Linked DNA regions of Homo sapiens: region 1 is linked to region 2. A link is a loop called in an ENCODE intact Hi-C map of the cell type or tissue named here. Cell type or tissue: adrenal gland. All regions are shown on one strand.

Evidence for each region. A loop is a pair of places that touch in the nucleus more often than their neighbours do. Peaks named below come from ENCODE experiments on the same cell type or tissue, not always from the same donor. Only the 100,000 strongest peaks of a DNase experiment are listed, where the experiment ranks them.
Region 1: a loop joins it to region 2, with 2.9 times the contacts of the local background. A loop is called at or near these places in 2 of 110 quality-filtered maps.

Annotation. Positions count from the first base shown.
Region 1 is chr17:6,662,549-6,670,548 of GRCh38, reverse strand. No RefSeq gene overlaps it. Among named protein-coding and RNA genes, the nearest start is that of MIR4520-1, 11 kb to the right of the region's middle. RefSeq lists a silencer at 204-358. In adrenal gland, a CTCF peak has its summit at 4,364 (motif pointing left); a DNase peak (open chromatin) is centred at 4,229.
Region 2 is chr17:6,771,525-6,779,524 of GRCh38, reverse strand. XAF1 (XIAP associated factor 1) reads right to left here. Exons shown (of 7, transcript NM_017523.5): 7 at 3,878-6,412. The coding sequence ends at 6,356. It overlaps FBXO39 (F-box protein 39), which reads right to left and starts at 3,310. Exons shown (of 4, transcript NM_153230.3): 1 at 3,253-3,310. It overlaps LOC124903905 (a long non-coding RNA gene), which reads left to right and starts at 3,415. Exons shown (of 3, transcript XR_007065594.1): 1 at 3,415-3,505. In adrenal gland, no CTCF peak of the experiment used is centred here; no DNase peak of the experiment used is centred here.

The DNA of each region.
Region 1 (8,000 bases), 110 kb after region 2:
GGGAGGCCGAGGTGGGTGGATCACCTGAAGTCAAGGGTTCGAGACCAACCTGGCCAACATGGCAAAACCCCGTCTCTACTAAAAATACAAAAATTAGCCAGATGTGGTGGCAGGCACCTGTAATCCCAGCTACTCAGGAGGCTGAGGCAGGAGAATTGCTTGAACCCGGGAGGTGGAGGTTGCAGTGAGCTGAGATTGCGTCACTGCACTCCAGCCTGGGTGACAAAGACTCTGTCTCAAAAAAAAAAAAAAAAAAAAAGACTATATAGTATAACATTTAAGGGTTCTTAGAATATGTGAAAATGAGCAGAAAATAAAACCATCTGTACATTAAAATTAATAATTCCATAAAACAGCTGCCTGAAAGCTCAGGGCAGCCCCACCCTTGCTGGTGGAGGGTGAATGGTTCTTGATTCCCGGCTGGCCATACAGACACTCCTGTCTTCCCACTGAGGGGCCTGCCCTGCCGCTCCCTGTCTGGAAGCCTAATCTGCAGACCTCAGACCGGTGGGGAGACAGGCTCAGCAAAGCCTGCCCACCTGGCCAGCTCATGGGAGTGGCCCTGGGGAGTCTGAATGGTGCTCACTGAGTCACATCCGCTGAGGTGTGTCTCTGATGTCACACCTACAGAGGCCAAACCAGAAAGGAAAAGAAAGAGATGGTGGGGTTGGGTCTTGGTTTAAGAAAGGGATGCAGTGATTCTGCAAGTTCTGAAGTGTCTTGCTTGTTGCAAGCACAGCGGTCTGTTTAAGCCAGCTGACGTCTGGATGCCCAGCTGGTGCATCACCAGCTGAAGACAATTTAGAATAGATGGAAGGCAAAGGAAGAAGGGATCCTGGGGTCACCCCTCCTGGACTGCTCCGACAGTAGGCACGATCTCATTCTAAACTTGATCATCCAGTTCTGCATGTTTCCCACCACTATTACCCATCACAGAAGCTGGCACTGAACGGGAACTCAGTGAATTGTGGGTGGATGAAAAGGTGAGAATTTGACATATTCTAAGACCACGTAGTATAATGACCATGTAGTATGAATGAGCACATGTCACCAGACAATTCCAGCTCTATCCAAAGCCTCTCTAGCTTTTCAAAGGTGCCCTTCATCATGTTCTGGGGATGCTATGCCCCTTGTGCCTGCCCTGCTAACTGCCAAGGGGATGCCCTTCCTTACAGAGGCCAAGAACATTCAGTGACCGTGCCCAGGTCCAGACAAGCCCAACCTTGTTCATTCGCTCCACGCATAGCTACAGAACACAAAGAGGCTTTGTGACAGGCCTGCCCTTGATGTGCTTTCAATCTCACGGGAGAGACAGGAGGAAACAACAAAGAATCATTCACGGAGTGACCACATGGATGCTGTAAAAACAGGCAGCAGCGGTGGGGAGCGAGAACACCCAGGAAGTGGGCTCAGAGTCAAGGACTAGGCAAGTCTCCTTGGGGAGGTGGAAATGGAGCAGGAATTTGAGGACAAACAGGAGTTTATCTGACAGAAGGAGCAACCGAGGTCAGGGGCACGTGTGAGTTTGCTTCAGCCTTCCCCAGCTTCTCATCAGTGAACCACAGGCAAGAAATTCATCCCGACCATTCCTTCATTCCTTCATTTATTCCTTCCACCAACACTTACTGCATGCTGGCTCTGTGCCAGACGCTGTTCTAGGTTTGGGGATATAGGAGTAAACAAGTCAAAGTCCTTGCTCTCCCGTGGGGAACATAGATCATAAACAATTAAGCAATGAATAAATAATATCAAGTCCCATTTTAGTAGGCGCTATAGAGAAATAGAAAAGGTTGACCAGGCGTGGTGGCTCATACCTGTAATCCCAGCACTTTGGGAGGCCAAGGTGGGCGGATCACGAGGTCAGAAGTTCGAGACCAGTCTGGCCAATATGGTGAAACCCTGTCTCTACTAAAAATACAAAAAATTAGCCTGATATGGTGGTGTGCACCTGTAATCCCAGCTACTCAGGAGGCTGAGGCAGGAGAATCGCATGAATCCGGGAGGCGGAGGTTGCAGCGAGCGAGATCACGCCATTGCACGCCAGCCCAAGCAACTGTGCGAGACTCCATCTCAAAACAACAACAACAACAAAAATGAAACTAATTAATCCAGAACAAGATTCCCAGCCTGTGAGAGGTTGGTGCTCAGGACGGAGGCCTGGGCGAGAGAGACATCCGCAGTCAGGCAGCGGTTGCCATGTGAGCGCCGGGGCAGTGTGCAAAGTGAGAAGCTAAGGCGGAGGAAAGAATTCTGGGGACCACTGACATTTGCCGGGTGTGGGGGGAGGGGGAGAGAGAGTTCAGGCTTACGGAGAACAACAGAGGAAAAAGTTTTGATGAGGAGGGAATTGTCCCCAGAGCCAAATGCTACGGAAAGGTCAGAGAAATTGGGGGTCGAGAAGAAGCCATTGGATTGGGAAGGGGAAACAGCACGAAGTTACATTGGGAAGGACAGATTTGGTGAGGTTGCAGTGCAAGGGCAGGGAAAAACGATCAGGACGGGGACGTGTGAGCAGCGAGGGTAGAGAGCTCTTTGAAGAGCCTGGGAAATAAAATGAATAATGGCTTAGGGTGTGCAGGGGTGGGCAAGAGGCAGAGAAATGGGAGTCCAGTTAGGGCAGGGGGAGATGAGACATTTTTGTTGACCTAGGCAAGGGACCAGGAGGAGAGGGAAAAGCTAAAGACTTCAAGGAGGAAGATGTAACCCAGGGACTTCCCACTGCTTCCTTCCCACCCCCTCAAACTCGGGCTACCTGGGACCCCCCAGGCTTCCTGTCTGACGCCAAGCTAAATGCCCTCTGTGGCACCTTCCCCCACAGTGGTTGCCCAGCGTTTGTCTGCTCTTGCTTTAGAAGACAGAGTGCTCACCGCCACAGGGCTGGCTCAACTGTGAGAAATGTTTTCCCTGGAGATCTGACACAGACGTGGCACAGTGTTGGGGTTTCAATGGGGCTTCCTATGTTTGTCTGTAGAATAAAGTTTTTTTTTTTTTTTAAGACGAAGTCTCACTCTGTTGCCCAGGCTGGAGTGCAGTGGTGCGATCTCGGCTCACTGCAACCTCCGTCCCCTGGGTTCAAGCGATTCTCCTGCCTCAGCCTCCCAAGCAGCTGGGATTACAGGCAGCTGCCACTGTACCCGGCTAATTTTTGTATTTTTAGTAGACACGGGGTTTCACCATCTTGTCCAGGCTGGTCTTGAACTCCTGACCTCGTGATTCACCCATCTTGGCCTCCCAAATTGCTGGGATTACAGGCGTGAGCCACCACGCCCGGCCAGATTTTATAATACATTTTTTAAAGTCTTTCTTTTTTTTTTTTCTGAGCCCAAATCCTCCTAGCTTTTCACCGTTTGATTCTAGTTCTGCTCTTGAGGCTGCCTCTGACAAAGACAGCCCTTCAGATAGCAGAATGAAGTGGTGTCTACCCATTCTTCCCATCTTAGGCTTGAATATCCCCTGCTCTTCTGATGGCCTCCAGGGTTTCTCCCGACCACATCACACCCTCAGTATCCTTAGGAGTAGATACAGTAGGTAGAAGACTAGGCATTTATTCCTCTTGTACCAACAGCGGCTGCTGGTTGAGAGCATAAGCTCCGGAGCCAGCTAGCCTGGGTTTGGATCCTGGCTCTGCTTCTTCCTAGCCAGGAATGCTGGGTAAGTCACCTAAGCTTCTCAATCCTCAGTGTCCTGACCTACTTCACCTAGGTGTGAGGAGTGCATGAGTTAGTACATGTAGAGTGCTGCAAACAGTGCCTGGGGGAGACTGAGAGCTCAGTGTGTGTTCTCTGCTCTACGATATTAAAGTGCCAGGCCAGGTGCAGTGACTCACATCTGTAATCCCTTTGCACTTTGGGAGGCTGAGGCAGGAGAATCATCTGAGGTCAGGAGTTGGAGACAACATGGCGAAACCCTGTCTCTCCTAAAAATACAAAAATTAGCCGGGCGTGGTGGCTCGCACCTGTAGTCCCAGCTACTCGAGGAGGCTGAGGCAGGAGAATCGCTTGAATCTGGGAGGTGGAAGTTTCAGTGAGCTGAGGTCGCACCATTGCACTCCAGCCTGGGTGACGGAACAAAGATGGTTTTACAGGACCTTGGTTTAAAAGTAACTAGACACCTGGAAGTACTCCCAGGGAGGTGAAAAATATCCAAAGACAAGGATCCAGCCTGTGGATGGAGACTGGAAAGTGGCTGCAGTTATATCACACAGAGAGTGCTGCGATGCCTAGGAGGACCAGGTACGTGTGCCCTGTCTCTTTCAGAAGCTTCAGGCCTGGCTTCAGGCTTCTGTCCTGCTTGGCATTCGCCTGTGGTTTCCAACTCCTCCGAAGTCCAGCCTTTGCTGCTGTGCGGGGATTGTCTGCCCTCTACTGTCCATCGTCTGTCATGGCACACATTTAACAGATGGCCAGGAACTCAAGAGGGGGCACTAATTGGGAGAAAACTTAGAGACGCACTTTTCTCCAACTCTTTTGACCATGACTCCCAGAAATATATTTTACACTGCGATTCCAAACAAAAAAGTTTCACGAAATAATGTTTACCAGCCAGGCACCGTGGCTCACGCCTGTAATCCCAACACTTTGGGGCAGGGGCGGTGGCTTATGCCTGTAATCCCAGCACTTTGGGAGGCAGAGGCAGGCGGATCACCCGAGGTCAGGAGTTTGAGACCAGCCTGGCCAACACTGTGAAAACCCGTTTCTACTAAAAATACCAAAACAAAAAGAAAAATTAGCTGGGTGTAATGGTGCGTGCCTGTAATCCCAGCTACTCAGGAGGCTGAGGCAAGAGAATCTCTTGAACCCAGGAGTAGGAGGTTGCAGTGAGCCGAGATGGTGCCATTGCACTCCAGCCTCGGTGACAAAGCAAGACTCCATCTCAAAAAAAATAAAATTAAAAGAAAGAAATGTATTGTCTCAGGCCACTCCGGGCCAAATACTGTGCTGAATCTATCAGTCTTAGGACTTTTAGAGAGAAGGCTCCACACTATCATCTCCTTGGAGCCTGGATATCAGTGTATAGACACCTTGAAAGAGCCATTTTGAGACCTTCCTAGACCATACACATTCTTATTTTTGGAGATCCTGATCCATATCATATGATACATACTAAAATTTATGCACATTGGGACTTACTGTTTTAGTCCATTTTGCATTGCTATAAAGGAACATACAAGGCTGGGTTATTTGTAAAGAAAACAGATTTATCTGGTTCACAATTCTACAGGCTGTACAAGAAGCATGGTACCAGCCTCTGCTTCTGGCGAGGGCTTCAGGGGACTTCTACTCATGATGGAAGGTGAAGGAGAGCAGGCATCACAGGGAGAGAGCAAAAGAGCAAGAGAGAGGGGAGCTGCCAGACTGTTTTTAGCAGCGATATCCCCCGCTGGAACCAGGAGTGAGAACTCAATTCTGCAGGAATGGCACTAAGCCATTCATGAGGGATCCGCCCCCATGGTCCAAATACCTCCCACTAGGTCCCATCTCGAACACCAGGGATCAAATTTCAACAGGAGATTGAAGGAACAAGTATCCAAACTATATCACTTATTAATTTCAATTTTGTTTTCTTTTTGTATTTTGAAGGCAACGAGTTTTTTGGGCCTCAGCCATTTTTGTAGGCCCTTGAACAATTCACAGGCCTTAGGACTATACCCTATCATGACTAATGGGTGAAGTAGCCTTGGTAAAAAAAAATCTGATCAATGAATATACACTAAGGAGAAATTTAATTACTTAGCCCTTATCTCCTGGTCTTTTTTTTTTTTTTTTTTTGAGATGGAGTCTTGCTCTGTCACCAGCCTGGAGTGCAGTGGTGCGATCTTGGCCTACTGCAACCTCTGCCTCCCGGGTTCAAGTGATTCTCCTGCCTCAGCCTCCCAAGTAGCTGGTACTACAGGCATGTGCCACCACGCCCAGCTAATTTTTGTATTTTTAGGAGAGACGGGGTTTCACCATGTTGGCCAGGATGGTCTCCATCTCTTGACCTTGTGATCCACCTGCCTCGGCCTCCCAAAGTGCTGGGATTACAGGCATAACCCACCATGTCCAGCCTCTCCTGGTCTTTTTAAAGGGAAATGTGGACAGGCCATTAACACTAAATACATGAGTTCCTACTGGTGAAATCTTTGCTACTCTGGTAGACTGGTGGGGGCAGTACAACTGCAGGTGGACCAAATGCCATGCGACTGGCAAGGTGTTCTCACTCCGAGCCTCAGTTTCCTCAAAGTAAAACAATGGGATTACATTAGCTTGATGATGTTCAAAGATCATTAGCATTGGGACCCTTTTGCAAATGAAATCTTATATGGCAAAAAGCAGACGTGGGATGGATAGACTTCTGAGTTTAACAGCTATGCAGGATGTCTGTGAAGACATCCAGGAGAACCTCCCCTAGGTGCCTGCAGAGATAGAGAGGTTTACTACAGGCAAGGACAGGTTTAGGGACCCCAGGAATTCCTGAGGCCTTGATTGGATCTCAGCTCTTAAGAACAGCAGTGTTTTTCAAACCTCATTGACAGTGACACAGTCAAAAATAAAGTTTGCTTCAAGATATGGTACATATGTAGTGAAATACAAGTTTTCATAAAATATATACACTGTAAAATAAAAGATTGTCCCACACGCTGGCTGGGACAAGGATGTTTTGGGAATATAAGCCACAAAACTCTTCTTGGAAATCAATTGTATGCCTGATTAAATGCTTAAGCCACTTTCTGATGAATTTTAATGAGATTATGACCTCTTGTTAGAAACCAGTTACCTATGTACACAGCTAATATCAACCCTGGAGGGAAGGAATCCAAGGGCCTTTAACTGTCTTTTAATAAATCTAATAATCCTTAACTAGAACTTTTCTTTCTTTTTCTTGTATCCAGTCTAACAATGATTATCTAGTCATTCTCTTTTCCTGTAAAGTGTCCTTACCTATAGACACTTGTTGAATTGACTTAGCAAAAGCCTCATTTCTTGCCGCAACATTGTAATAAAAACTTTGACACTGGGTCATAACTAAATTGTCCAAACCTGGCCAGGCGCGGTGGCTCATGCCTGTAATCCTAGCACTTTGGGAGGCCGAGGAGGGCGGATCACCTGAGGTCGGGAGTTCAAGACCAGCCTGGCCAACATGGTGAAACCCTGTCTCTACTAAAAATATAAAAATTAGCCGGGCGTGTTGGGCACCTGTAATCTCAGCTACTCGGGAGGCTGAGGCAAGAGAATCGCTTGAACCCGGGAGGCAGACGCTGGGCACCGTACTCCAGCCTGGGTGATAGACCGACTCTCTGTCTCAAAAATAAATAAATAAATAATAAAATAAATTGTCCAAACCCACCTCCTTTCTTACCCTTTCCTCTTTCCTTCCTTCCTTCCTATTAAACAGTGTGATGTATTCTGATATTGCTCTACTGATATGTTTTATTCTACTCTATTTCATTTTTTAAAATGCTGACTGGGACCCCCTAAATTGATTTCGCCAGTCTTTAATGTTTTGACTGCAGTTTAAAAACCACTGGGATAGCAATCCTGGTGGACCACTTTATTAAGACAGAAACACATTGTTGCCATTATAAAATAAAATCAGAGATGGAAACCAGGAAAGATAAAGGCACATGGTGAAAGCTGAGAAACTGTCTTCTGAAATTAAAAAAAAAATTAAAGGATGGGGGCAAGCCAAAAACTTTGAGAATATGGTTGCAATGCAAATAAGTGAGAATTTGTCTTCAGAATATTTAAAGGACTCAAGTAAGAAAAAGACGTGAAAGAAGCAAAACGAGCAAAGATATGAATAGAGAAGTCACAGAAAAAGAAACCCACAGGGGTAATAAGCGTATGAAAGGATGCTCTACCCTACCAGTAGACAGGAAAGAACAGAACCTGGAATTATTAAAACTTCAGAAACTTGGAGGAGGGACCCTGGAGATCTGAAACTCAGACTTTTGATAAGGGGTGCCAGTTGGCTGGTGCTGGTATTCTGAGCAGGGATGCAATAAAGCAGCTTTTTCAAAC
Region 2 (8,000 bases):
TCTGTTTGACTAAATATAGTGTTTGGAAGTAGAGAGGGCTGCTCAGAGGAAGCGACGTCTGAGTTGGGTTTTGAAGGGTGAGTAGGATTTGCAAGGCAGATCAGGTGGGCCTAGTGGTAGTGGATGAGGAGCTGATGCATTCTGGGCAGAGGGAACAATACGTGCAAAGCCACAGAACTGTGAATGTATGTGATGTGTTCCCATTCAGGGAGCTAAAAATGGTTTGGTCACCTGGCACTTAACTTGTTAAGTGGGCTGGAAATGGAGGAACTGGATCACGTGGGAGCAGTGGGAAGTGCTGGATCAAGGGGTCCTGCGTGATGTGATAAAGATTATGTCCTAGAGGCCAGAGAGTCCCACTTCCCCTTTCCCCAAGATTCTGGAATTCTGACATGGCCTGTCCCCTTCCTGTATCTAGCTACATTGCTGACAGTTGTGTAAAATTCAAGAGGTGTAACAGCAGAACAGGGTGGAAAACCCCAGCTGAGGTCACAGAGAGCCATGAAGGTTGATTGGTCAAATGTCTGGAAGCCATGTGGTGAGTTTTGAGGTGTGGAAAGGACACTCCTGGGGGACAGAGGAAGGATGGTCAAGAGCAGAGTCCAGGCATTGTGGTGGGAATGGGGATGTGTTTGCAAGTTCTTTAGAAGACACGATTTGGTAACTGTTGAAGGAAGAGGTGGGGAAGGCTGGAAATTTTCTGACCCAACTAGAGAGTCCCGGCAGAGATCTGAGCGAAGGCCTGCTTCATCCATAGATATTTTATAGCCATCTGCTAAACTTTTTACAGTTTTTTGCTTTCAAAGTTTCATTTGCCTAAAAACTCTCCTCATGTTGTTTGCCCCTCCCAAACCCCCATTGTTCAAAGTTCAAGCCCTACCACTCCTTAAAGCTCTCACTGACTACTTTACCAGATAAACCCAAGATTATTGATCATGGCTCATAAAATTGTGGTGCTGGAAAGAGACCTGAGAATTGATTTCTTTTCAGATGAACACTGAAGGCCAGAGAGGTGAAGGGACTCACCTATAGTCTCACAGCAAGTTAGTATCGGGCCCCAGACTGGAACTTGGGCTTTTTGACTCTTTCTTCTGTACTTTTTTTTCCTGTCCCCACCTCTTGGACCACAAGGGTGCAGGGGCAAGTGAATCACATTTCCCAATTCAGGACTGACATTATTCGTCTGTGCAAGACCCCTCTCTAGTTTTATTTATTCATGTGTTCCATTTTAACCCTCTGTCCCATTCCGTTGCCCCCACCATAGGCAACTGTTCAAGTGTGTTTGACGTGTGTCTTTTTGTCTGTATGTGTGCTTGCCAAATGTGTACTTACTGTTTGTCGGACTTATTCCTGTGGCTCTGTGTACATTTCACCCATTGCGTCTAGCAGCTGAATAGAACCCATGGCAGGTATCCTGCCTGTCTCCCATCCTCTTTCCTTTGATGGACCCCAAGTCTCCTCCAGCTCCCACCAACACCACAGTGGCAGTGAGCATCCTCAAGTAAGCACAGTTGTGGGCCTCCCTAGGGACCTTCTCCAGGCTTTGTCCTCACTACGCCATCACTTTCTCTCACCACCCACTCACTGATTTGGCCCCTGTCTCCAGCTGGCCTTCCCACCGCCACATCCGAACAGACTTCCGTAAAGGACTGAACAGCAGCCCGTCCCGCCCATGACGTGGCGCCCTAGTGGTTCCCAGCATGGCTGTGTCCGTATTTAGCTTGCCTCCTTCTGCTACCTCTTGCCAGTGCCCCTCTTTGTATAATCTGTGTCCTTGCCTTTCTCTCCCAAGGGACCCACACACCCCTTGACAACCTCCTTCTGCTTTTGAGAAGGTACTTAAACATTTAACAAATGAAGAAATAGGTCTCTTCAATCACTTGCAAACTGCCCAAGGCTAGGGATCTCCACAGCACTCACCACCAAGCAAAGCTCCTAAAAGGTGCTGCAGAAGAGATAAACCAGTTTAAAAGCTCCACGAAGCAAAGACTTGGAATCAACCCAAATGCCCATCAATGATCGACAGGATTAAGAAAATGTGGCACATATACACCATGAAATACTATGCAGCCATAAAAAAGAATGAGTTCATGTCCTTTGCAGGGACATGGATGAAGCTGGAAACCATCATTCTCAGCAAACTAACGCAGGAACAGGAAATCAAACACTGCATGTTCTCACTCATAAGTGGGAGTTGAACAATGAGAACACATGGACACAGGGAGAGGAACATCACACAATGGGGCCTGTCGGGGGGTGGCGGGCAAGGGGAGGGAGAGCATTAGGACAAATACCTAATGCATGCGGGGCTTAAATTCTAGATGACAGGTTGATGGGTGCAGCAAACCACCATGGCACATGTATACCTATGTAACAAACCTGCATGTTCTGCACATGTATCCCAGAACTTAAAGTATAATAAAATAAATAAGTAAATAAAAGCTCCATGAAACCTTTTGGCCTAGCAAGGTTGTAGGTCAGGAAAAGTCATCAGACACTGGTGCTGTAAGGGTGGGGTTGGAAGAATATGTGTGTCTGGAAGAGTTGCTGTAAGGAGACTCCAAATTCTATTTAATGACTGGGAGCCTCCCCTTACCCCCCGAGACCCCATCAGAGGCAGTGTAGCTTAGTGGGCTGCATCCTAGCTATGCCCATTACAGTCGGATGACCTTAGGCAAGTCAATTTCTTTATGTGTGAATCCTCACATCTGTATATGGGGTAATAATAGTGCCTTTCTCTTAGTGTTGGGAGGATTAAGTGAGCTGATACCTGGAAAGCACCGGGAACAGTGAGTGCCTGCCACGTAGTAAACGCTATACAAGAGCTGGCTGCCATTAATAAGAAAGTTGGTGCCGAGGTACTTCTGCAACGTCCCGCCAAGGAAGATAGGAATACAAACACATCCATTTCACAAATACGGAAACGGAGGTGTTGGAAGGTGAATAAAGTTTCCCAGGGAGAACGTGTAGTAAGTGGGGAGATAGGATTCGAACCCAGGGTTGGTCCACCATATCACACAGCTGCCAACCAGGGAGGGAAATCTAAAGATGTCCTACCCACCGCGGGAGGGGGAGTTGGCCTGGCAACTCCTGCAGCCAAAGATGCTTCCCAGAGGGGGTGATGAGAGCAGCCCGCCTCCCCGCCGCGGGCCTCGGGGCATCCCACCGCCACCCCAGCCTGCTCCGGCCCGCATTCTCCCGTTACCCGTTCGCTGAACCCCGCTCGGGCTGCAGGGACTGGAGCGCGCCTACCTGCTCCGCCCGCGCAGCTGTTGCTCCGACGCCAACTCCATGGGCGCCCCGGGTCTGCGCCTTGCTCTGGCCCAAGCTAAATGCCAAGCTCCGGCCGCCTTTGTGACGCGCTGCCGCCTGCAAGGCTCTGTTCCTGCCCCCGGGTCGCAGAGCCCCAAACCTGCAGTTGCCTGGTCAGTGGATCCCATGTGCAGAGGGCGAGACGGGGCCCTGGCCAGGCGTTGGGAGGCGGGAGGCTCGGCCGGCGCTCCGGGTGAGGATGGCACGCCCCCGCCCTTGCTTCTGCGCACAGGGAAGACATTCGGCCCCGAACTTGGGGCTCAAAACGGTTCAGTTCGCTGCCTTTCCCATCCTGACCCAGCCCCGGGTTTTTTCCGAAGCCGCCGCTGGATAGGTTGCATTACTAGGCTTCCCCCAGCCACTCTCCCTGCCCAAAGCCTTCAGAAGCCGCCCCTCTCCCCTTCACCTGGCCCTTATCCACTGTCCCAGCCTCATTTCTTTCCCCCTCCCTGAATGTCTTCTGCTCCCCTTTCCTTGGGCACTGCCCTTATCCTGGGGTCCTGGCTGCTGCCATTCCTGGCCCTGGAAAACCAGTGCGGAACCCAAAGAAAGGTGGAAGAGCAGCTTTTAGAGAGGTGTTTTTATTCTTTGGGGACAAAGCCGGGTTCTGTGGGTGTAGGATTCTCCAGGTTCTCCAGGCTGTAGGGCCCAGAGGCTTAATCAGAATTTTCAGACAAAACTGGAACCTTTCTTTTTTCCCGTTGGTTTATTTGTAGTCCTTGGGCAAACCAATGTCTTTGTTCGAAAGAGGGAAAATAATCCAAACGTTTTTCTTTTAACTTTTTTTTTAGGTTCAGGGGCACATGTGTAGGCTTGCTATATAGGTAAATTGCATGTCACCAGGGTTTGTTGTACAGATTATTTCATCATCCAGATAAAAAGCATAGTACCAGATAGGTAGTTTTTTGATCCTCACCCTCCTTCCATGCTCCGACCTCAGGTAGGCCCCAGTGTCTGCGGTTCCCTTCTTTGTATCCATGTGTACTCAATGTTTAGCTTCTACTTATAAGTGAGAACATGTGGTATTTGGTTTTCTGTTTCTGAGTGAGTTCATTTAGGATAATGGCTTCCAGCTCCATCCACGTTGCTGCACAGGACATGATCCCATTCTTTTTTATGGCTGCATAGTATTCCATGGTGTATATGTGCCACATTTTCTTTTTTTTTTTTTTAAGGCAGAGTCTCGCTTGGTTGCCCAGGCTGGAGTGCAGTGGCAGGATCTCGGCTCACTGCAACCACCACCTTCCAGGTTCAAGCGATTCTCACGCCTAGGCCTCCCAAGTAGCTGGGATGACAGGTGCTCGCCACCACGCCTGGCTAATTTTCGTATTTTTAGCGGAGACGGAGTTTCTCCATGTTGGCCAGGCTGGTCTCAAACTCCTGACCTCAGGTGAACCACCCGCCTCAGCCTCCCAAAGTGCTGGGATTACAGACATGAGCCACCACTCCCTGCCACCACATTTTCTTTATCCTTTCTACCACTGATGGACATTTAGTTTGATTCCCTGACTTTGCGATTGTGTATAGTGCTGCCGTGAACATTTGTGTATATATGTCTTTATGACAGAATGATTTAGATTCCTTTGGGTATATAACCAATAATGGGATTGCTGAGTCAAATGGTAATTCTGTTTAATCATGTCCCATTTGTCAATTTTTGCTTTCGTTACAATTATTTTTGGGATCTTTGTCATGAAATCTTTTTCCGTTCCTATGTCCAGAATGGTATTGCCTAGGTTATCTTCCAGAGTTTTTATAGTTTGGGGTTTTACATTTAAGTCTTTAATCCATCTTGAGTTGATTTTTGCATATGGTGTAAGGAAGTGGTTCAGTTTCAATCCTCTGCATATGGCTAGCTAGTTATCCCAGTACCACTTACTGAATGGGGAATTCTTTCCCCATTGCGTATTTTTGTCAACTTTGTCAAAGATTAGATGGTTGTAGGTGTGTAGCTTTATTTCTGGGCCCTCTATTCTGTTCCATTGATCTATGTGTCTGCTTTTGTACCAGCACCATGCTTTTGTACCAGTATCATGCAGTTTTGGTTACTGTAGCCCTGTAGTATAGTTTGAAGTTGGGTAATGCGATGCCTCCAGCTTTGTTCTTTTTGCTTAGGATTGCTTTGGCTTTTTGGGCTCTTTTTTGGTTTCAAATAAATTTTAATGCTTTTTTTTTCTGATTCTGTGAAGAATGTTATTGGTAGTTTGATAGGAATAGCATTGAATCTATAAATTGCTTTGGGTAGTATGGCCATTTTAACAATATTGATTCTTCCTATCCATAAGTATGGAATGTTTTTCCATTTGTGTCATCTCTGATTTCTTTCAGCAGTGTTTTGTAATTTTTGTTGTAGAGATCTTTCATCTCCCTGGTTAGCTGTATTCCTAGGTATTTTATTCTTTTTGTGGCAATTGTGAATAGGATTGCATTCTTGATTTGGCTCTCAGCTTGGATGTCGTTGGTGTATAAAAATGCTACCATATTTTGTATATTGATTTTGTCTCCTGAAAGTTAGCTGAAGTTGTTTATCAGATCTAGGAGCTTTTGGGCCAAGATCATGGGGTTTTCTAGATATAGAATCATATCGTCTGCAAACAGAGATACTTCGACTTCCTTTCTTTTTGGTTGCCTTTTATTTCTTTCTCTTGCCTGATTGCTGTGGCGAGGACTTCCAGTACTATGTTGAATAGGACTGAAGTGCCTTGTTCTACTTCTCAAGAGTAATGCTCCAGCTTTTGCTCATTCAGTATGATGTTGGCTGTGGTTTTGTCATAGATGGCTCTTATTATTTTGAGGTATGTTCCTTCGACGCCTGGTTTGTTGAGGGTTTTTAACATGAAGTCAAGTTGAATTTTATCAAAAGCCTTTTCTGTATCTATTGAGATGATACGTGAGTTTTGTTTTTAGTTCTGCCAAACCTTTTCTTTTAAAGCCCAACGAATAAAACCCATCACCTTTCACAAGACCACCACAGCAAGTAGGCAGGAATGCCAGTGTTAAAAGTGAAATCTTTTGAATTTGTAGTACCTTTCCTTTTCCAAATCTAGCTGAAATTTCTCACTTGTTTTCCTTTTGATGAAGCTAACCACCGGCATTTCTCCTAAGAAATGGATATAAAAAAAGTTTGATATGGTTAAAGTAAGAAGTGCTAGCTCCTAGAATATCTCTGGATATTGCTGTCCCTTGTTACAGAGCATGAGCCCTGCCCAAAGACTGGAGTGTAATGGCATAGAAAAGGTCAGGAGCCCACTGAGCCAGAAGTATAGGAGGCTTGCGACAAAGTTTAACAGGGGCCTGTTGCTATCACTGGGTGGAGGGACAGATGGGAGAACACTCACACCATGGAATCTTAGGCAGCCATTAATAAAAATAAGCCACACTGTTTTGTTTGTAGGGATTTCCTTGGGTATTGCTGAATTTACATTAGGATGTAAAGAAATGTTGCTGGGCGTGGTGGCTCATGCCCTATAATTCCAGCACTTTGGGAGTCTGAAGCGGGTGGATCACCTGAGGTCAGGATTTCAAGACCAGCATGGACAACATGGTGAAACCCCATCTGTACTAAAATGCAAAAATTAGCTGGGTGTGGTGGCGGGTGCCTGTACTCCCAGCTACTCAGGAGGCTGAGGCAGGAGAATCGCTTGAACCCGGGAGGCAGAGATCGCAGTGAGCCGAGATCCCACCACTGCATTCCAGCCTGGGTGACAGAGCGAGACTCTGTCTCAAAAAAAAAAAAAAAAAAAAAAAGATGGCAGCTTTACTGGTTCAAAAAAAAAAAAGTGAAAAAATGTATATAACAGGACTCCAAATGTGTATGTTTGTATGGTGGTTATATAAGAAATTGCTAAATAAAATACAGGGTGTCCTGGTTAAATTTTAATTTTAGCAAAACAATCATTGCATGGAATATACCTACACTAAAAACAATTCTTTGTTTCTCTGAAATTCAAATTTGACTGAATGTCCTGTATTTTTATTTGCTAAATCTGGCGACTCTGTTATATAAGGATGGAGAAAACTGTGAAAGGAAATATACCAAATTGTGGGAGGCAAGGAAAAATGGCACTAGTAACACCCCCAGCAAATATGAAATGAACCCATTTTTGTAAAATTATATGCTTATGTGCATACATAGATGCACAAGGAAGTTAGAAAAAAAGGTTTTGGCATACTAAGTCTTTTGTAAGAAGCATGCATCATATACTAAGTGAAAAAGGCATGTGGCAGAGTAAAAAGTATAGTAAGATAATATGTGTGGAAAAAGAAACAAGTAAAACCCAGTATATGCTTGTTTAGGCTTGTATATGCAAAGGTAGAGCTTTGAAAAGATGCCCATAAGACTGTCCAAAGTGGTATCTCAGGGTATGGGGTTGGGGAATTAGGGTTAGCTTTGCTTTTATACTTCTTTATATGATATTATATCAACTAGCTCCAACAAAATCTAGTACTTATGTATTTTGAAAAAAAATAAATTTTTTAAGTAAGGCATTTAATCTGGAGCTTAAGAGCATAAACTTTGGAGCTATATACATGTGGACTCAGGCTGGATCCTGCCACCTTCTAATTGTATACTCCTTGGAAAGCTACTTCACCTTATCTGTAAAATGGAGATAAAATGCATGCCTATTGTTTATGATGAAGATTATAAAGAGCTCTGTATTGTAACTGGCACACAATGGTTAACAACC